Regions from separate parts of the Mus musculus genome. Here region 2 is linked to region 1. A link is a loop called in an ENCODE intact Hi-C map of the cell type or tissue named here. Cell type or tissue: gastrocnemius. All regions are shown on one strand. Each heading gives the region's core, and the rest is flanking DNA. Links, peaks and the distances in the headings are about the cores only. Region 1 holds the start of Limd2 (LIM domain containing 2). Region 2 overlaps Ern1 (endoplasmic reticulum (ER) to nucleus signalling 1).

Region 1 (10,537 bases), core at 1,670-9,669:
AGTGAGTTCTAGGTCTGACAAGCCTACATAGTGAGACGTAGGTTCAAGGCTACCATTCAGTTACCAGTAGACCAATCACTACTAACCACTCTGAGCTTTCTGAAAAAATGGGACCCCAATTACTTCCATAATTGGAGAAGAGTGTACAAATTGGTTAAACAGTATGGGGGAAATAATCTAAAATGCAAATCTAGACTATGGAGCTGATCCTTATACTGTGAGGTTTCCTGCAGCTCATGTCTAAGTCAGTGGTGGGTCTGGCCTTCCCACAGTTTTCAGGCACCTGGAAGGGGAGATTATAGGAAAATAGAAAAGGATGCAAACCGGTAGCCTCTGCCCTTTCGTGCCTTAGGAGCCAATATCCTCCGAGACTCAGCTGGGAATGTGAAGCTTGGGGATTTTGGGGCCAGCAAACGCCTACAGACCATCTGCATGTCAGGGACAGGCATTCGCTCTGTCACTGGCACACCCTACTGGATGAGTCCTGAAGTCATCAGTGGCGAGGGCTATGGAAGAAAGGCAGACGTGTGGTGAGTACTGGCTATGCCATCTAGCTCCCTGACTGACTGAGCTGAAGGATCTCTAAGTCGGACATGAACTCAGAGGCTTGACAGCATGAGAGAGAGATGCTGAGGACCTACTCTTGCTGGCTGGTGCACCCAGGGATTGATTCTGTAGCGGGGTAAGGGGATAGATGCAGGGCACATTGACAAATGGAGTGAATTTTTATGCCAAACAACTAAGGGTTATTGCTAAGGACTTAAGCCACGGGAGTTCAAATCCCTCATGTTTGATGGATCTCTTTAAGAAGCGGGTTTGGGGTTGGGCCTAGTGGTTAACTCCTTTAATCCCAGCACTGGGGAGGCAGAGGCAGTCAGATCTCTGTGAGTTCAAGGCCAGCCTGGTCTACATAGTGAGTTCCAAGCTAACCAGAAACATATTGAGACTATGTGAGAAAGGAAGAAGGGAGAGTAGGAAGGAAGGAAGAAGAAAAGAAAAGAAAAGAAAAAAGAAAAGATGGGTTCTAGAGCTAGGGAGGATGGCTTGATGGGTAAGAGTACTTGCTGTACAAAGTACGAGGACCTAAGTTAAAATCCCTAGCTCCCACATAAAAGCCAGGCATGCCTGTAACTCCAGCACTGGGAGGCAGACAGGTGGGTCCTGAGAGGTCTCTGACCAGTGAGTCTAACCAAAAAAGTAACCTTCCATTTTAGTGAGAGACACTTGTCCTGCCTGCTTCAGCATGTACAAATACAGACATGATCAAATGCATATTACACACACACACACACACACACACACACACACAGAGAGAGAGAGAGAGAGAGAGAGAGACAGAGACAGAGACAGAGAGAGCGCACAGCACAGGATCTATTCTGAAGGCCTGGATTTGTCTCTAAACAAGTAAACTCAGTCCCTTCTTGTGCCCAGATGGCTTGCATTTGACTTACTTAACTTTATATCTGACTTCAGAAAGAATCCAAGAGTTACAAGAACAACTCTCCTTGGGAAGTTACCATGGGTCATCCACCAAAGGTGTCTAAATCCTAACTGTCAAAACCTATAAATTTTCCTATATGGCAGCAGGTCTTCTGTAACTGTGAGGCACTATCTTGAAGTATCTGGGTTTCTTTTATAAAGAAATGCAGGTCAGAGTGGGTAGTGGGAGATGTGGCAGAGGGTACACAGGTTAGAGTGACTTGGTCAAGGAGTGAGGAACCAGAAGCCAAGAAACACAAACAAATGGCTTGGGGAAGTTATTGCTTAATAATATAGAATGTGCTGAATACACACAAGGCTTTGGGTTCAATCTCTCACACAAAATGACAAGAGACGACACTCCCGAAACTTAAAAATCAAGGAAATAGGAACTATTTTCACCAACAGGAAACTAATAGAGTTATCTTAGAGGCTCACCGTCTCAGTAAGTGCCCGAATGACATCTTTGCATGGTGGCATATATCTGTAACCCTGTCAGCCTTTAGCTTGGCCCATTAGCTCTTCAGTTTTCATCTGAGAAAGATACTCCTTCCATCACAGTGTATAGAGTGTCTGAGAGTCTGAAGCTGGCTGACAAATGACATAAGGATCTCTCTTCTAGGAGCCTGGGCTGTACTGTGGTGGAAATGCTGACAGAGAAACCACCTTGGGCAGAGTATGAAGCTATGGCTGCCATTTTCAAGATTGCCACCCAGCCTACCAATCCTCAGCTGCCCTCTCACATCTCAGAACACGGCAGGGACTTCCTGAGGCGCATATTTGTGGAAGCTCGTCAGAGACCCTCAGCTGAGGAGCTGCTCACACACCACTTTGCACAGCTAGTGTACTGAGCTCTCAAGGCTATGCAGCTGCCAGCTGCCACCTGCTGAGCAGGCAAGGGGCTGCTGTCAGGCTCAGTGAAGTTGCTGCTTCTTCCAGGCAAGGCTATGACCAGTGGAGCATCGGTCCAGCCATTGTTTGTCTGTGCCCCATCTGCCACTGGGACTCAAAGCCAGGATGGGATAGCTCTGGCATCAAGACTGGGAGCTCCAGCCTGTAAGACCCAAGAGCTTTAGCACCTTAAGCTCAGTATGGCGGGAAGGGCTGGAAACAGTATGCAAGACTGCCATGGGTCCTGCCTACCCTCAGATGTGTCCTAACACTGCAGACAGCACTGAAGTCAAGAGGGACTGGGGCACAGGAGGTCCTCAAGGGTATGAATAGTGTTACTTCATTCAGAGTGTTACTTTGTTTCTCTCCCAATGTTTGGAGACCACCAGCCTGTCTCTGGGCTGCAAGCCTGAGGTAAAGCCCAGCATCCCCCAGCCAACAGAAGGTAGAGGTTTGGGCTACCCCACTATAGCTTCCAGGTATTCGGTGTCAGTCCTGTCTTACCAAAGATGAATGAAGCAAATGTTACACTGCCTTATTCTGGGAAGGAGGAGCTACTCGGATAAGCAGGGCCTGAGAGATGGAGCTGCCTCCAGAAACTGGGGAGACCCAGTCTTGTCAATGCAATTGTCTCTGTTTTACAAGTTGGAGTCACTCTTATGCTGTTCCCAGTTTTAAAACTGGAGACTTTGCCCTCTGAGCTCTGGAGACCCATGTGGGCTTAGGCCTTGGACTGGATGGAAGAGCTGATGGCCTCTGCCCCCTGGCCTGCCCTCTGTTCCCTCACTGGAGCAGAGAAAGTAGACAACACAAGTCAGGGCACCTGGTTCTGGGCAGCTCAGCAGAGTGCAGGGGGTTGTCTCAGGCTGTCTGCATCTCAAATCTGTCAGGCCTGAGCCCACTCCATGGGAAAGTCCTTGAGCTGCCACAACCGTGTCCAAAGCCACCAGCTGTGTTCCTCAGCCCGACCTGTCCACTTGTCATCAACCTCATTCCCTTCTTGTTCCTCCCACAAAGGAGGATGCCAGTAGGGGCTAGGGAAAGAGTTATCTCCAAGCAGCTTAGAGTTGGCCATATTTACCTCAGCCTGGGTGCTGGTCCTTTCTTCCAGCCCCTTTCTTCCCCTCCAAATGTGCCTATTTCTAGAGCTCCTCCCTCCTAACTCCCAAATTTTTGGGAGTTATCATTAAAGGAAAGGAAAAAAAAAAAAAAGAAGCCAGTGCCCAGGGATGGGCATCTCCAGGGAGCTGGGGATTAGTGCCAGGCAGCTCTTTGCCAGCCATGCCCACTTCCCCATGGGCACAGAACAAGCCAAAGCCTTCGTTGTATGTTGACGATGCACTTTTATGAATGTAGTTTCTATCGCTGTTTTTAGCCTTTTCACATCATGTAATGTGAGGCCTTGTACTTGTTAATTTATATCTCAGATCCATATTTGATGGTTTTATATATATATATCAATTCTAGACTGTTACCGGTGATGGACTCCTGAAGAGAGAACAGAAATTGAAAGCAGCTGGTTTTGCAGATATGTGTGTTGCACGGTGCCAATTGGGCCTGGGCCCCTCTGTTTTATTTCCTTTCCCTTGGGGGTCTGTCAGGCCACTCTCTAACTGCTCTGAAGCCAGTGAGCAAAGTCCTGCTTCCACCTCAGCCTTTGCCCAAAGTAGGGACTGGCCCCTCTTCTAGACCAAAGCTGCCAAAAGGCAGCTGGGCCTCTCCATGACCCCATCCTGATGGCTATATAGCACCCTTTAGCCTATCCCTATCCACACCCCGAACCCAAAGGAGATAGAGATTGGTGGGGTGACAAGATGTTAGATGAGACAACTCTGCTTGTCACAGGTTCAGGCTCTCACGGAGCTCCCCCCATATCCCCATGGGGGGGGGGGGGGAGTGTATTACCTCATAGGCAATGTTTCTAAAATGAACTTAAAAGTAAACCAACAAATTCTGCACTCCAAAGGGGGGGTGGGGGGGAGACACCTTTTTTTGTGCCAAAAACTGTGGACATGCTGGTTCAGCAGCCTCAGGACCAAGCTGTTAATTTATTTTTTTCTTATTAACAAATCCAAATGACAAGTTGTGGGCCTCCAGGGTGGCCTGGGCCCAAAGGTTATGAAGGAAGGTTTCCTAGCAGCCCTTGGCCTGCTGTGCAAAGATGCTACACCACCTTCATTTGTTCTTCATTCCATGGGGTTTATCTGCCTTCACCAACCCCACATGGAAGGGCCAAGCCTGGGTCAGGTGCACGCTGCCACCCTCCTTCCCCTCCCTCCCACTTGCCCAGCTCTGTGTCTGAATTGTGGAATGTGCAGAAGAACCTGCAGCCATAGTTATTGACTATATCTTGACTGAGGGCTTGCAGTGCAAAGCCAGGCCAGTGCATTACTTACAATAAAAGGGATCATTTATATCAGAAGGGTCCTGTGACCATGCTTTCGGTTAAAGGTGGTGGTGGGAATTTTTACAGGGATGGGTTGGGTACAATGCCTAACACCCAAGTTGAGGCCTCTTAAATAGAACTTGAAATGGCTGCCAAAAGCAGCCTGTGATAACTTGGCCAAGGTGGCCCCTCTCCTTCCCTTTTATCCCAGCGCGTCACTGGGACAGCACTGGTTGTCCATCTGAGCCGAATCCATCAATAGCTGAGTTCCTAGGACCATTCATGGCATTTTGTAGTCTTCCTGGCCGAGGGGTTTCCCTTGGTCCCTTACAGAACATCAGTCAGAGGCAAGGTCTCACTATGTAGCTCTGCTGTCCTGGAACTCACTACATAGAACAGGCTGATCTTGAATGCACAGAGACCCACCTGCCTCTGCCTCCTGAGTGCTGGTATTAAAAGCATGTGCTGCCACGTCCAGCCCAGCCACTGTTTCTTTACTGCAGCAAGAGACCATCCTTGTCCCATAAATCCAAGGCTTTGTCGTGCCTGCTTCCCAGATGCCCACCTGAAGGAAGTCTACAGTGATTCACCCATTAGCAAGACCAGAGGCCGGGCTGCCTAGCAGCCTTTGACCTCTTGCTTACCGATTCATCTGTCCCATAGGCAGTTTGCAGAAGCCAGGAAAATAGGGCTTGGGGCGAGACAACTCAGACTTCCACTGAGGGAGCATCTTCACACTTGCCTTGTGCTTCTGCTGTGTGATGTCGTCCCTCAGTGTGCATGAACTCTGAGGAGCGCAAAGTTTGCCCCTGGAGGTCCTGGCACAGTAGCTGTGACATCCCACTTCATACAAGAGGCTCCAGGAAGATGACAGTCATGAGGAGAGAAGGTGGAAGACGTTGTACTGGCAGCACTTGATAGGCTATGGATTCCTACCATTCTTTGCAGATTTCTAGGGTAAAGGACTAGGAGGAAATTGGACAGCTGGAATCAGCTAGCAGAAAGGCAGACACTAAGGTCTTGGCCAAGTCAGAAAGGTTCTCTTCTGTACTCAAGTGTAGTGAATTAACCTCTGAAGAACCGAAGCCAGGCATGGATGACACAGGCCTTTTTAATCCCAGCACTTTGGAAGCAGAGGCAGGCAGATCTCTGTGTTCTAGGCCAATCAGAGCTACAGTGAGACCCTGTCTCAAAAACCCAAAACATTTGTGTGGTTGCAAGCCAGTGTGCCTGGCTACTCTGGGACGAGGATACACAGTGGGATTTCAGGTTTGACAGCTTAACACCCCAAGGTGGCACAGACCACCAGCCCCTTTAAGGCCAGGAGTATTGTGGGCTGTCCTCCATTCCCCTCGCTATGAGGAGTCTGCTGCATGCCTGCCACAAAGCATCCCCATCAGGCCACACAAGAGAGTCAAGAGCTGTTTAAATGTTTTTAAAAGAGGGTTGATCACAACAGAACAGCACAACAGATGGAGGAGCATAGCTACTGCCGACCCTGTCAGCTGAGGCTCTAGCAAGAGCTTTAGCTTTGTGGTGCAAGGGACCCCCAGACCCTGAAGGCTGCAGGCTGTCTTGCCTCTTCCCCAGCCCTCCCCCCTCAGCGAGGTGGCATCTATGAGGCCCAGTAGATGGCACTCTCCCTCTTCCAGTCTCTGTGGCTCATTACCAGGCTAAGGGGCAGAGGTAGATGGGGAGACAAGGGGGTACACAAGGCCCAGGTGGCAGTGAGGGAGCTTGGGACCCTGAGGAGGGCATGCTGACTCCTTGCTGGAGAAAAGGCACCTAAGTAGGGAAGCTGGGCTTGTGGGCCTCCCAGGGAGCCGTGGGGTGAGATGAGGTGGACTAAAGGACACAGTATGGTGAAAATTCCAATTCTGGTTCCCAACGCCAACCTCCCATGGGAAAAGTAAGGAATCCTGGAGCAGAGCCTTATGCCTGAAACCTGTGTGAGGGAGCCTCATCCTCTCCCACCCCGCGCCCCCGGGTTAATCTCCTTTCCACTGCCCAGCGGGAGGCCATGTGCTGGGAGGGAATGGGTGTTAAAGGGGTCTCAGGCCGTCTTGGTGCCTGAGTCCACCTCCTTGTGGGCCCAGAGCTCCTTGTGCTGTTTACGACCAAACCCTTCATCGTAGTTGCCTTTACTCTTAAACAGCTGCTGAAAGTGAGGTCTGCAGTAAAATTCACCGTGCATTGCAGCATAACTGCCCAGGCTGTGGAAGCAGAGAACATCTGGGTCAGTCTGGGGCAGGGCGGGAAGGTAGGGTAAGGGTGGGCAAGTAGGTGGGCAGGCCGGGACAGGGCAGGAGCGCACCTGAGTTTGGTGTGGCAGTGTTTGCAACAGAAACAAGAGTTGTGGAAAATGAGCTTGTCTGCCACCAGCCGCTCCATCGGGTACACAGTCTTCTGGCAGGCTGCACAGGTCTCCTTCACCTGAGCCCGCAAGCTAAAGGACTGTGGAGTAGGAGCAGAGTACACTTAGCAAGAAGCCGGGTTAGCGCCGACCCTTTCCTCTGCCCACACCCACCCTTAGGACCCTACCTTAGACCGCTGTACCGTGCTGCTGCCACTGCTGCCTTTGGCTTCCTGGGGGAAGAGGAAGAGTCAGAGGGGTCAGCTCTCCGGTGGCCCAGCCCACATCCCAGGGGCACTCGAGGTGGCACAAGGTGCCAAGCAAACAAGCTGCTCTTGTCCCCTTGACTCCTCCCCACCTGGCTGGACACCTACATGAGAGGGGGTGGCCTGGGCGGCTCCGGCAGCTTGGAACATGGCTCTTCAGAGGTGCTTGGTGGCCCTGGAGGAGATGCCGAGCCAAGAGGGTTCTGCAAGGGGAAGTCAGTCAGTGGGGCCCCATGAGCCCTCCCCCACTCTGCAGGCTGGGGTGTTTTTAGGCAGGGGGTTGGGGGGCTGCGGTTGGGACTTTCCCTAAGTCATTTCCTGTTGCTCTGGGTCTTGCCACTTCCGCCCCTCACCCACCCCCAACAGCCTACCCGCCCCTCATACAGCCCCCAAGGGTTAGGGGGTCCCTGAGTGGAAACATATGTGGAGACAGAACAAAGTTAGCGAGAGTGGCCGGGGACAGGGGCTCCACGGTCTTTGCCTGTGGGAAGCACAGGCAGAGACCCCGCCTGGGATGAAGGGAGGTCAGCAGAGGTCTGGGCAGGGTACCGCCAGACCCGCGCGCCCCCTCACCGGGCTTAGACGTCCAGCCCCTAGACAGTGCTGGGCCCGACCTCCTGCCTGGCCAGGCTGCGCTGCCTCCCGCGCCCGCTCTTCGGGACCCCAGACCCCGAAACCCCACCCCACCACGAGCCGGCCCTACGGGACCGACGCGAGCCTCGGGATCCCCGCGAGCGCAACGCGCGAACCGCCAGGCGGCGTCGGCCCCGCAACGCTCCGCGCCCCTCCCCCCGGCCGCCGTGGGTCTCACCGGGCCCGGCCTGCGCCGCGGGGCGGGGGTCGGTCGCTGCGGGACCGCCTCGGGTGCAAGTGGCGCGGGCGCGAGCTGCCGCCGCTGCCAGTGGTCCCCGAGCGGCAGCCGCCGCCTCACCGCGGCGCCGCCCCCGCCGGCCCCCGCCCCGCGCCCGCCCATTGGCTCCGCGCGCCCGGGGCCGCCTCCGGGAGAAGCCGCCGCCGACCCCCCTCTGTGCTTTGTCTTTCCCTTGCTCGCCGTCCCCCCGCCTTTGTCTGCCCCCACATCGCTTTCACAGCCCGCGCTCTCCCGCCTCCCGGAGCCAACCTCCTCTGCCGCTCGTGGAGAAGGGACGACGGCGGGGACCGAATCGCAGATCTCGGGAGGAGACGAGTTCAGCCTGCGATCGACACGCAAGGCTCTTCCGGCGCGGACCTTCAGAAATGGCCTGGGCCTTTACTGCCTCGGTTTACCCGTTAGCCGTTGTGAACGCAGTCCCATTAGCTCCGCCCCCTTCTTGCGCTCTTAAGACCCAGTAGTTTGAGGCACCCCACTGTGGGGACTCGGGAGGCAGGTCCACTGGCAGCCACGGAGTCCTACAGAGGAAGATGGAGGCGGCTCGTAGTCCCTCCGTATACCCCGATGTTAGGCCAAGGGAGCCGGCGGTGGGCCCATGTCACTACTGAAGGGGTGTGACAGATCCGCTATCCGAGAACTGCAGCCTTGTGGTTTCCGAAATCACCAGCCCCCTTAAGCTCGACATCCTAAATGGTTTCTGTGACCAGATTTTGTGGGATTAGTAACCTCGGGCCTTGCCATGGCCCAGGTCAAGCCCCTATCTGAAAGGACCCACTTCCTTGCATCAAGCACACCTTGTTCCACCGAAGGGAGCAGAGAGCCATTTAGGCTGGAGTTGTTTAGAGAACAAAGTGCAACAAGAGCTGCTTTTGCCGCTCCGCCCCAGCCCACTGCACAGCAGGTTGAGGGGAAGGACTCTAGGCAGCAGCATCTAGGGCACAGACTTCTGCTGAGGGCTTTGCCTGAAGCCCAGCTGGAGACTGTCTTCACACAGCCCTCGGCGACATATTTCCACACCCCTGTAACAGGAATAAAACTGGTGGCTCTAGCGCAGGCCCACGCGTGTCAGGGAACAGAACAACTTACCGCCTCCTGCCTGGCAGGGGAACAGGGAGGCAGCAGGCAGCATCACCCATCCCCACCCGCGCCCCACTGTGGTGCTAATGCACCCACGCTGAGCTTCGCTTTTCTCCCTCAGCCTCAGGTCGATGTTTGCCTGCACTGAGGCTCAGCCTGGACTTCGTAATGGGTGTTCCTCCACAACTAGGGGTGACTCTTCCTAGGAAAAATTATCCACACCTATCATCAGATTCTCCAAGGGAGCTGTTTTGTACAAGAAGGGTGAAGCCCTTAGGGACACCAGGCAGCTGCTCCGGGGCACTGATTGGCAGCCCGCCCTGCTGGGACCATCTGTGGGCAGAGCTGGAGAAAGCTACCACAGTCAGCAGTTAGCTAGGAGGAGGAAGGATCGAAAGCAGCTAACTGTGGGCCCACGCCAGCGTTCTGAGTTCGAAGCCACCCAGGGCTACAAGTCATATCCTGGTACACACGGACACACACACAAAAAATTTTTTTAAGTATCTGAGAAAAAGTTGGGCAGGGGCTAGAAGCGCTGGAGTGTCACATGAGCTTCTGTCACATGCCATTTCAGGTCCCCTAGCCTACCTCCAGTAGGAAAATTTTTTTAAAGTTTCTTTAAATGTTCTGTAGTTGTTAGACAAGATCTCTAGCCCAGGCGGGACTCAAACCAGCTATGTAGCAAAGGGTGATGTTCAATCCCATCCTCTCGCCTCTACCCCCAAGTGCTAGGTTTATAAAGTACTCTGAGCCATGCCCAGTAGAGAGAGTCCTGAGGAGCTGGGGAGCAAAACATGGCGCTTGCCAGGCGGTGGTGGCACACGCCTTTAATCCCAACACTGGGGAGGCAGAGGCAGGCGGATTTCTGAGTTCGAAGCCAGCCTAGTCTACAGAGTGAGTTCCAGGACAGCCAGGGCTACACAGAGAAACCCTGTCTGGGGGGTGGGGGGGACACACGACATGGCACTTCACGTCTGCTGTGTGAGTACTCTGCCAACCAAGCTGGACTCCCAGCCTCAACTGTAAAACTTCCTAAGAAAACATAAAGTTTCCTTGGGGAGCATTTGATGGTCTGAGAATTCTCAGAAAAAAGGGGCATAAGACCTCAGCCAGAGGTGAGGGCCTCACCCAGGGGACTGGCAAGGTGGAAAATGCTGAGCTGGGGTTGTACACGTGGGCATGCACAGGAACAAGGTCAGAACAGGTCCCCTTGC
Region 2 (10,537 bases), core at 899-8,898, 240 kb after region 1:
ATGGCAATCCTGCCTCAAGCCTCCGAAGGGTGTGAGTCACCAGGCAGTTTGGTAATCTTAGTTTTATTTATTTGTCTATGTGTTTTGTCTGCATAAGGGTATGTATACATGAGTCCAGGTGCTCACAGAAGCCAGAAGAAGGTATTGGGTCCCCCTGGAACTGGAGTTACGAGTGACTGTGGAATATGCCATGTGGGTGCTGGGAACTGAATTGGGTTCCTCTGGAAACCAGTATGCTCTCTCTCTAGGCCCCCGAGGGACTGTTTTTAAGGAGAATAATATAGACGTAAAAGAACACATCCATAAACATCCAGGAACTGAAAAGCTGAGAAGAGGACATGCAGACATGCAGGAGGTGCCTATGAGGACCAGGCTGGACTTGAACTCCTCCTGGCAATCCTCTTGCCTCAGCCTCCCCCACCCCACCCCCTTTTTTCTCCCCCCCCCCCCAGACAAGATCTTACTACACAGCCCTGGCTGACCTGGAACTGGCTATGTAGATCAGGCTGACCTTTAAACTCACAGAGATCTGCCTGCCTCTGGAGTGCTGCGATTAAAGGCAAGTATGACCACGCCCAGCCCCTTTTCTATTTCACGGCTAAATAAAACCAGTGAGCTCAACTGGAGACTAGGAGGGAGGATACACTCTTTCCTTTGGAAGAGCCCAAGACTGCATGTTTGGCAAGGGGAAAATCCAACAAGCACAGGGTTTACACAGCTTGTTTGCTTTTTTTTTTTAATTATTAACTGAATCTTTTCTTTTTATTTATCTTGTATACATGAGTACACTGTCATCGCTGTCTTTAGACACACCAGAAGAGGGCACTGGATCCTATTACAGATGGGTGTGAGCCATCACGTGGGTGCTAGGACTTGAACTCAGGACCTCTGGGAGAGCAGGCAGTGCTCTTAACCGATGAGCCATCTCTCCAGCCTGGGGTTGTTCTTTTTTTAAGCCAGTGAGCAGCTGCAAATAGAGTCATCCTTTGTGGTGGGGCCTGGCAGCAACCCTTTTGACCTCCTTGGTCGTTTACAGGGACTGTGATCTCTCACTGTGGAGGGAGAGACAGTACTGGATCCTGGCTTTCCCAGACTCCTTTGCTCCTCCCAGACTACTCACGCCTGTTACTCTGGAACTCGGTGGAGATCAGGATGGCAGTTCCTGGAAGTAGGGGCTGGGTGACTGACTGTAAGGATATCGTAGAGTTCTGAGGCATAGACCTGGCCTCCCTCCCAGTCTACTTGTCAGTCGCCTTTCTAGCTGCCCTGAGGCCAAAGGAATGAACTACTTACTTTGTAACCAGAAAACAGAGGAAGGGGAGGTGGCCAAATCCTCTTAAGGGCACACTTGGAAACTACCTAACTGTCCCCCTCCTTGCACCACCACTCACAGAATTGAGGTCTCTACCACCTCCCAGTAAGTGTCCTTCTGGGGACCAAACCTCAATAGGCTTTTTTGGGTCATGGAAGAGGTTGGTCTCCTGAGGATGTGGCTGGGTTCAAGATTTAAAACTTGAAAAGATATGACCACAAGCCTCAGGACCTTCTAGGCTCCTGAGGCATGAAGTAGGAGGGATGGTTAGCATCTCCAGTGTCTGACAAGATGTTCTGAGGCTAGTGAGGTCCTGGGGTGTGCGCTTTGTAAACAGTCCTTGACTTGGGGCAAGAGCCCTGGGAGCCTCCATGACTTCTCTAGACAGGAGGATGAGGAAGCACAGGGAGATTCTAAATGGACTGCAGGCTGCATTGGCACATCCCGTGGGGACATGGCTGTCGTGTGAGCTGCTAACATGGTCCAGGTTGGACGGTCCCTCTTCCCTAGTGCTTTTTAAAAATTAGTTATTTTATTTATTTACATTTCAAATGTTATCCCCCTTCCCAGTTTCCCCTCCACAAGCCCCCCTCCCCTCCCCCTGCCTCTATGAGGATGCTCCCCCCCCACTCCTGCCTTAGCAGCCTAGCGTTCCCCTATCAAGCCTCCACTGGACCAAGGGGCTCCCCTCCCAGTGATGCCTGATAAGGCAGTCCTCTGCTACATATCCAGCTGGAGCCATGGGTTCCCCAGTGTACTCTTCAGTTGGTGGCTGGAGTTAATCTTCTCTCTTCCCAGGTACCTTAGTCCAGAATCCTATTCACTTGGAAATCTAATTCCCACTCTGAAGTAGGTTGGTCCCAATGGGCTACCTTCCTGAAATTCAATAAAGGGCGCTTCAGGAAATTTCCTGAAACATTCCAAGGCAGTTTTTTCTTCAACAGCCCCCAAGGAGGATGTTATAGCTCTGGAGTCTACTGCAGATGCCAGCTGTTCAGGCCGAGCAGATGCTGCACCTCTGACGTGGGTGGGCCTGGCTCCTTGCTCTGAGCGGCACTCTAGTCTTTAAGAAACAAGGCAACTCCCAAATCTAAAACTACCTTTATTTGTGGTTGGCTCAGCATAAGTCGCCTTCATCAATGAGCAGAATTATAAAACTGTAAAAGAGGTAAAAAAATAGGCCGTTTAGATAATGATCCTCATATCATGAGCTTTAAAAATACACATAAAAGTTGTACAATCTGGCAGTTTATAAAATATAAAGCTAAAAAGAATATTTTAGTTTCCACAAAGAGGAGTGAATCACACAATCAGCACATATCAATTAAACAATTAACTGTCCACAGAGAAGACACATGGCACAAGATTTTTTTAAAAAATCATCTAAAAATTAACATTTTACCCAGACCAAATTATTCACCCTTTAAAGACAAGGCTACCATAAGGTGGCAGGATACAGTGTAACTTTTCCTTTTCCAGTTTTAGAATGGTCAGGGGTATTGTCCAAAATAGATCTGATGTGCTTTAAGCAAGTGCAATTGTAACCGGATATACTTCAGAGTAAAAATTAAATAAATATAAATAGATTCAATAAATATGTCATTGCAAAAAGAACTACACAAGGTCTTCGTGTTGGGATGCCACATAGCTGGCTGGTAATGCTTAGGTGAGTGGGGACTCCCCCATCACAATTTTAGGGACAACTGGGAAGGAATACTATACCCAAACACACAGGGGAACAGGAGAGATGAGGCCACAGGACTCTGGCAAGCAGTGTGGATAAGGCTGCTCTGGGGGTGGCTCAGCACAGACGGGCTTCGGAGGCTTTCTAGTAAGTACAGAAGAGACCAAAGTGCCAAGAGCAACCAGATTTACGCACGGAAATTCACTAGTTCATCATGAAAACCAAGATGGGGGGGGGGAAGGGGAGAGGAGGGGAGCAGGCACTTTGGCTTAAAAGAATTCAGACCTCAGGTAGAGGTCTGATAACCTTCAGGTGAAGCTGATGTCAGGCCCCAGATGGCCAACACCATGGCTTCCAGACAAGAGGGATGAGCAAGGACACTGCTGGAAAATCAGCCACAGAGCAGGGTGAATTTCAATGGCTCTCTCCAGGGTAGCTACTGCTTGCACTCCTGGCTCTTCCTACACCTCTGGACCATGATGATGAAGGCAGTGGTGAAAACGGAGCAGACCCAGAAGCAGACAAAAGAATCCTGGCACAGCTGGAGAGTGGGACCAAAGCCCTGCAGATGACAAGCAAGGGCCAGCACAAGACAGCTTGCAGCCAGAGATGGCTCTGCAGCAGTCACAGCAGCAACCAACAGATTAGCCTTTTACTTTGGGAAAAGGAGCTGCTACAGCTAACTGAACCGCATGCACATAAAACTTCCACAAAGTCAGGTGGACTGAGGAGAGTTTCGTGCCTATCCTCAGTTTGGTGGAAACCACTCAGCCATATCCAGTGATCTCAGACCTCCATCCTTTCTGTATTGCATCATGGGAAGAGCCTGCGGCTACTGCTGTATCAGGAGCAGGGGACACCTCTGCAATCAGAGGTTCACCTTCAGTCTCGAGATGGCCTAGTGATTTACCAAGTGACACCTATGTTCCCAAAAGTGCAAGTGCTTTGGTACCTAATGAAACGGCACACTTCCTAAACTGAAATTTCAATACAAGACAAGGGTTAAACAAAGACAACATCACAGACACAGCTCAATTCCATGCTAAAGCTGAAGATGCTGTACTTGTAGACAATCTGGCAGCCTCTGGGGATGTGTAACGCTACAGAGCTACCCTGACCCAAAGCCAGCATCTCCGGCTGAGCATCCAGACTCACAGCATTTTCATGACACACCCAGAGGATGGGCAGAAGGTGAGCTGACGAGACCTGACTGATTTCGAGATGGGACAGTTTTAAGGCACAAGCAGGGCAAACCCCAAATACACACCCTTCCTAACCACTGGAGTTTTCTTTCTGCCCTGACACTGTGTGCTGCTGACTCTCAGGAGGCTTCAAAGACAGAAGTCTTTCCTGTATTCTTCCTCTATGTCCCGAGCATCTCATGTCCCACCTAGCTCTACACAAAGTTTTCAAATAAGTATAATGAACAGAGGACTTTTAGAAATTTGATTGGTTAGAGCTGATCTGATAAACGGCAAAGACATTTGAAAAGCTGACTCCATGCAAACTGGAAGGTAACACCAAGTTGAGCCTTTAAAAAACTTCAGCACTTCCCAAAGGGGAGCCCAGGCACGAGGAGCAAGGTGAGCAGCAGCCCCCGGTGACATTGGTTCCTCTTCCTCACATTGGTCTTGGCTGTTACCTCTCAGCCACTGACAAAGGGCTATGCTGAGAAGTGAGCAGGAAGCCAAACATGGGGTTGAGGTTCCAGGGTCTAAACAGGGTCACCCATGAGGTCCAAAGATGTAGGAGGTTAAGAAAAAGTCCTCTTTGGCCACCATGAAAGTAAGAAAATCCAATTTTACAGCAGCAGGGGAGCTTTGGGTAAGTGGCCCTGGTTCCAGCACACCCAGAAGCCCTCTTAGGGGACGCAGGGGCAGTGACTCCAGTCAGTGCAGTGCATGAAGCTGCTGAGGCCACTGTTCGCCTCAGCTCCCCACGGCTACACAATAGAAACCACGGCTGGCTCCAAGGATCCTACACAGAATCTCCCCCACATACCCTGACTCCCGGAGCCTCTAAGGATCCTGGGAGGGAGAAGACAATAGATTCTGATGGGAAATAAAATTAAAAATTAGGCTTAGAGAAAAATGGTACTGATGTAACTACTTTGACATTAATACATTTACACAGTGTTGCTAGAATGTCTTCCTCTTCAGCATTACACAATGGTCTACATTATCAAGGGAATGGCGATTTTTGGTACAACATAAAACAGAAGATATATCTTGCATTTCTTCTTCACAAGCATCAAGCTACATTTAATTTATTTATGCAAACGTAGCTTTCTGCAATATGATCAAAATTCACTTATTAAAACCTGCCAGGAGAAACATAAAAGCTGGCCTACAAAGTCTGTGGTAGCCTGACCTTGGCTCTCTACCCCCAGGGCCTTGATTCATAATCTATGCGCTAATCTGCTGGCCTCTGGGGTAGAGGGACCATATCACTCACCTTCTAGTTCTTAGCATCTTTGAGTGACTGGGAAGCTCCCTCTAGTTGCTCCTCTCTGGCCCTGACAATCTGTCTCTGTCCCTGTCTGGTCTTAGCTGCCACCTGGTGGCCAGGAAACTCATCTCTGGCCCACATAGCCAGGATTCAACCTATCAGGGGCCACTATTTAGGCCACTGTGCTGGGCCAGCACCACATCCAGAACTGAGTGTCTGCTTCATCTTCCAGACCCACAGCACATGTCAGTGTCCACAGCATTGCTAACGAGTCTCCACAACCCACTCTCACAACTTGCTGCATGAGGCAACACGGGCTATCAGTAACTTGGAGGTGCCTCCTATCCCCATGGCAACACCTCTGAACATCTCTTCCTTAGCACCCCACATCTCTCAAACCATTTCTATCAGAGGCTGCACATGCAATACCCCAACCAGGCTGCTTCCACCATGCAGGCAAAACCAGATTCCTCTACTCTCACTGAAAGGCCCCCCAAAATGCCATCCCACAGGAATTTTAGAAAGAAAGAGAAGTGGGAGCAAGCTCATCCGGTGAAAGGCTGATGCTGTTTCCTTTGCAGCCTCTGGGACAGGCTGCCTTCGTAGACGTCCTTCACTACAAGGTTTCAGGGCCACATCTCCTCAGGTCTCTGTAGTCATGAGGGACCATCTTCCCCTGCGTCCTAGGATCAGCGTTATCCTCTTCTGGCTGCAGATCAGCAGCTCAAGGCACTTGATTTGCGAAGCTTAGTCTTCCTGCTAATCCCAGAGGCAACAAACTATGACTGCAGAGATCGGGCCCATGGTCATTATTGGGGCCACCAGACCAGAGGGCTGCCCTAGCTCAGAGGGCATATGGAATCACTGGAGGCTGGGGTTCTGTGGGCTCGTGCCAGTAGTAGGTCTGAAAGAGTCTCTCATGTCTGCACAGCTCCATGGCTTGGTAGGTGTGAGAGAGGAGGTGGGGGAAGCGGGAAGTGAAGTAGCGCACAAAGTCATCCGGGATGGAGCCCAGCGTCTCCTGAACCTCCACGGGGAGCTCCCGGTAGTGGTGTTTCTGTGAATGAGCAGAGACACAGCTTTAACAGGCAGGCACCAGTGCTAAGGGCTTCTCTGTAAGGAAAGGACAAGAGATGCATGCACCATGGTACATCCCAGTTGTCCTGTAGCCTTTCTTCCTCCAGAAGTAAAGCTCCAAGCAGGTAAGGCTTGGCTTAGGGAGAGCAGCTTTAGCTCCACTGGGGTACAGGCTGCCAGGAAGAGAGCACAGGCCTCCTATGAAGGCCGTGTGTTGGAGTGTTTGTGCCAATAGGCTTGGAGGCTGCTTCTGTGACTGAGGTCTGCCTTGTGTGAAGGCTGCTTGGTGACAGCACAGGTCAAGAGCATCCCTAGGGCTCTAAGAGGACACAGAGGAACCGTTCCAGATCACTGAAGACCTAGCCTTACACAGGAAAGTAACCAGGGGTCCCTATTAGAGAGTATTTATACACTGGCTGTCAGCACACATACCCCAAGACTAGCCCTTACAGCTTAACCCTGCATTCTAGTCTTTGGAGAGAAATTCCCTGAGGGAAGACATGGCCTTTTTACTTGGTGTGGTAGCTGGGATGAGCATGGTCTCCATAGGCTCATAGATTTGAAGGTGTGGTTCCCAGTTGGTGGACCATTTAGGATTAGGAGGTGTGGCCTTGTTGGAGGAGGTGTGTCATTGAGTGTGGGCTTTGAGGTTTCAGAAGCCCATGCCAGGCCCAGTGTCTCTCTCTACCTCCAGCTTGTGGATCAGAATGTAAGCTCTCAGCTACTGCTTCAGCCCCATGCCTGCCTGTCTGCTGATATGCTCCCTGCCAGGATGGTCATGGATTCACCCTCTAGAACTGTAAGCAAGCTTCCAGTTAAAATGCTTCTTTTGTTCATGGTGTCTCTTTACAGAATAGACAGGTAACTAAAATACTTGTCAAATCCAGCTGAGACTGCCCAGATAGGATCCATTGTAAGAAAAAAAAAATACACAGAAATGAACATAAGCCATCAATCTCTGCTGTGGCCACCTCCCCAAGCCCTCATAAGTCTTTACCTTGTTTCTCATGGCTCGGAGGAGGTCTCTCACAGAGCCACCTTTGTAGGTTCTGAATTTGCGCAGATCTAGAAGAACATTAAGGGATGCAATGGTTAAGCAGGTACATTTTTACAGAGAATTCCTGGGCTCTTGCAACTGAACTAAAGTGATACAAACTCTCAGTCAAGACAAAAGATGCTACCTCTTGGACCTAAATAAAGGTGGTGCTCGTCTGGAGTTCAGCATCTTAGAGCACATCGTTATCACCAGCCTGTCACTAAGGGACAAACGGAAAACTGCATTGCTTTGACCAAGCCCACAAGGACATGCTCAAATAAGTCTCAAATCCAAGAACAGGGATTTGGAATTCCTTGTCTACATCAAGTTCTCAGAAATAGTTGCAGCTTTCAAAATGTCTCCTCCTGCCTTTAGCATGGTCACCTGTCTGCAGGGGGACAGTGATGTTCTCCCGCCAGTCCATCTTGACCACAGCTCTCCCGCCTCTCTCCAACTGCCGTACGATTGGACCGTCCAAGGCCTCCTTTTCTATTCGGTCACTTACATCCTGTGAGGGAAAACAGGCAACAGGTGCTGGTCAGGGTAGGGATTTGGGGTTCGTCCACACTAAGCTACAGAGCAGGCACTGGAGTGTGAGCTGTAAGCAAACTGACATTCCTCTTAGGTCTAGGCTGCAGGTTCCTCAAAGCTTCAAAGCCTCAAAGCAGCAGGCAACCTACCCTGATCCACTGACTTTTTCCCCGTGAGCAGATATATCCCTCACTCACTGGGACAAACTTGCAGAGATCCCTTCCATGACGAGAGAGATGTTATAGAGGTGTACCTGTATGCAGGGCACACATCCACCTCTGGAAGCTCACACTCACACAGAGCACACTTACAAAGAGCTACAGATACAAAACACATTTTCCAGGGAGCCGAAGCATAAAGGGGAAAGCTTAATTCATTCTGCGCTTCAGATATCCTTGAAACAGGGCATCTCAATGGCTAGCCAGAAGGTCATACGCCTCACTTGAGCACAAGAGAAGCTATAAAGAGCCCTCTTTTCAAGAGCACTGGGTGGTAGGTGTGGGATCTGGCCCTACTGGGCTTCAAGCTCTGTAGGAGGGAAGGGAGGGTCAAGAGTGGGTACCCTATGTACTAGCCTTCAGAGCCCCTTCCAGTAATAACGGCTATGAGATGGAATGATGAGCCCACACATCAATGCTGAGCCCCTGGGAGAGTCAGTTACATAGTACTTTGATAAAGGAAAAATCAGACTGGATAATTTTTCCTTTTTCTGTTTTTCTCCAAGACAGTCTAATGTAGCCCAGGCTGGCCTTGAACTTGCTATATAGCAGAAAATGACTTTGAACTCATTGTCCTTTTGCTTCTACCTTCAGAGTGCTAGGATTACAGGTTACAGGTGTAAGCTAGCATGACCAGTGTACTGGCTGAATTTCTATTTGAACTTACAGGGAAAAGCCTCGAAGAAAGGCTGGCAGGATGGGTCAGCAGGGGAAGGTACTGGCCTTCACGCTTGATGATCTGAATTTTATTCCTAAACTCAGATGACGGAGGGAGAGAACTGATATTCACAAGAGCTCTTCTGACCTCCACATATACACCAACACACAAACACGCACACATAAATAAATGTAAAACCAACTACTTTGCAGAGACTAGACTGTTAGACTGTCCTGGTGGGCATGGTGGAAATATGTTTCAGAGTTGCAAAGTAACTAGTTAGTCACAGCTGGTTGATAGAAAAGAAGCCAGCCATCTTTGCCAGATACACAATTTAGATACACTAACTCTTTCATGTGAGGTCAAGGCCTTCATATATATTTTATTTCTGTTGTCTGTTTTGTCTAGTAACCTAGACTTGAGAATTTTCATGTTATATCCTGTAGCATACAGTGACCAATCGTGCTGCTGCGCTGGAATAAGAGACTGGACCCTTCACCCCAAAGACATTTGAATGATCACTAAGCTCCAGGACAGAACAATGATTACAATTATCCAGAAAGTCCTGCCTTCAAGGAGCATATATTCTAGGGCATCTCTATAGCCAAGGCCCCTGCCAAGCTCCAGACTATGTGAGTGTCCATTCTAAGTCGGGTGCTTCCCAGGAGAAAACCCTGCTGCCCCAACCCTACTTTTCATGACTTACTCATCTCATGCCACCTAATACCCACAAATAGTCTATACAAAGCCACTTGGTAATGTCACAGAGCCACAGACCTGTCACTTGCCAAAGGAGTTCTGAGCCACTGATCTTAAATTTTAGCCCCACAGTATATACTAAACAAAATGAGATTTGAGAAAAAGACAATAGAAAAAAAAACTTAGGGAGATGTTTGAATTTATGACACTGAAAGGAATTATATGGTATCTGAGATTTGTTTCAGAAGACATCTCAATAGTTAAGAGCACTTTATGCTCTCACAGGGGACTAGGTTTGGTTCCCAGCCCCCTTCCGGCAGCCTACAATCATCGGTACCTTGTTTCAGGGGAGCCAGTACTCCATGCTGGCCTCTGTGGGTACCAGGGCAAGTGTATGCTACACATACATATACCTGTTTCTACAAAGCAAGTACACACTTACACACATCAAGAAGAAATCTTTAAAAAGTCATCTGGGTATGGAACAGCATAGAAATGAACACTTGCTAAAACTGGAGGATGGAAAGAGGAGCTCTTTGGAGCACCAGTTTACCTGTGTGACCATTAGAAATCCCCAGATATAAAGTTTAACAATTAGGGCACAGTTAGGGGCTGGAGGATGGCTCAGTAGTTAAGCGCACTTCCCACTTCCACAGAGGACCTGGGTTTGGTTCCTAGCATCCACACAGTGTCTCACAATCTTCTGTAGCTTCCTTTCCAGGGATCTGTCACACTCTTCTTAACTCCACAGCCACCAGGTACACATATGGTGCACAGACACACATGCAGGCAAAACATTCATAAATATATAAAAAAATCTAATCTTTTAAAAGAAATAAAAAATTGGGTACATTCATATGATAGAATGTTATAG

Evidence for each region. A loop is a pair of places that touch in the nucleus more often than their neighbours do. Peaks named below come from ENCODE experiments on the same cell type or tissue, not always from the same donor. Only the 100,000 strongest peaks of a DNase experiment are listed, where the experiment ranks them.
Region 2: it touches region 1 in a loop (3-fold over the local background); 3 of 42 quality-filtered maps call a loop at or near these places.

Annotation. Positions count from the first base shown.
Region 1 is chr11:106,151,865-106,162,401 of GRCm38, forward strand. It overlaps Map3k3 (mitogen-activated protein kinase kinase kinase 3), which reads left to right. Exons shown (of 16, transcript NM_011947.4): 15 at 353-530; 16 at 2,102-4,792. The coding sequence ends at 2,330. Limd2 (LIM domain containing 2) reads right to left here and starts at 8,312. Exons shown (of 5, transcript NM_172397.4): 1 at 8,187-8,312; 2 at 7,484-7,578; 3 at 7,298-7,342; 4 at 7,071-7,210; 5 at 4,390-6,969. The coding sequence starts at 7,525. The coding sequence ends at 6,810. It overlaps Gm10840, which reads left to right and starts at 7,524. Exons shown (of 2, transcript XM_030246469.1): 1 at 7,524-7,594; 2 at 7,896-9,295. The coding sequence starts at 7,524. The coding sequence ends at 8,697. In gastrocnemius, for the core only: CTCF peaks have their summits at 6,383 (motif pointing right) and 8,113; DNase peaks (open chromatin) are centred at 2,413, 3,241, 3,624, 4,034 and 8 more places; H3K4me3 peaks cover 2,615 bases; H3K27ac peaks cover 3,156 bases.
Region 2 is chr11:106,392,254-106,402,790 of GRCm38, forward strand. It overlaps Ern1 (endoplasmic reticulum (ER) to nucleus signalling 1), which reads right to left. Exons shown (of 22, transcript NM_023913.2): 20 at 7,942-8,065; 21 at 7,519-7,586; 22 at 5,367-6,501. The coding sequence ends at 6,289. Among named protein-coding and RNA genes, the nearest start is that of Icam2, 15 kb to the left of the region's middle. In gastrocnemius, for the core only: a CTCF peak has its summit at 5,550 (motif pointing left); a DNase peak (open chromatin) is centred at 5,573.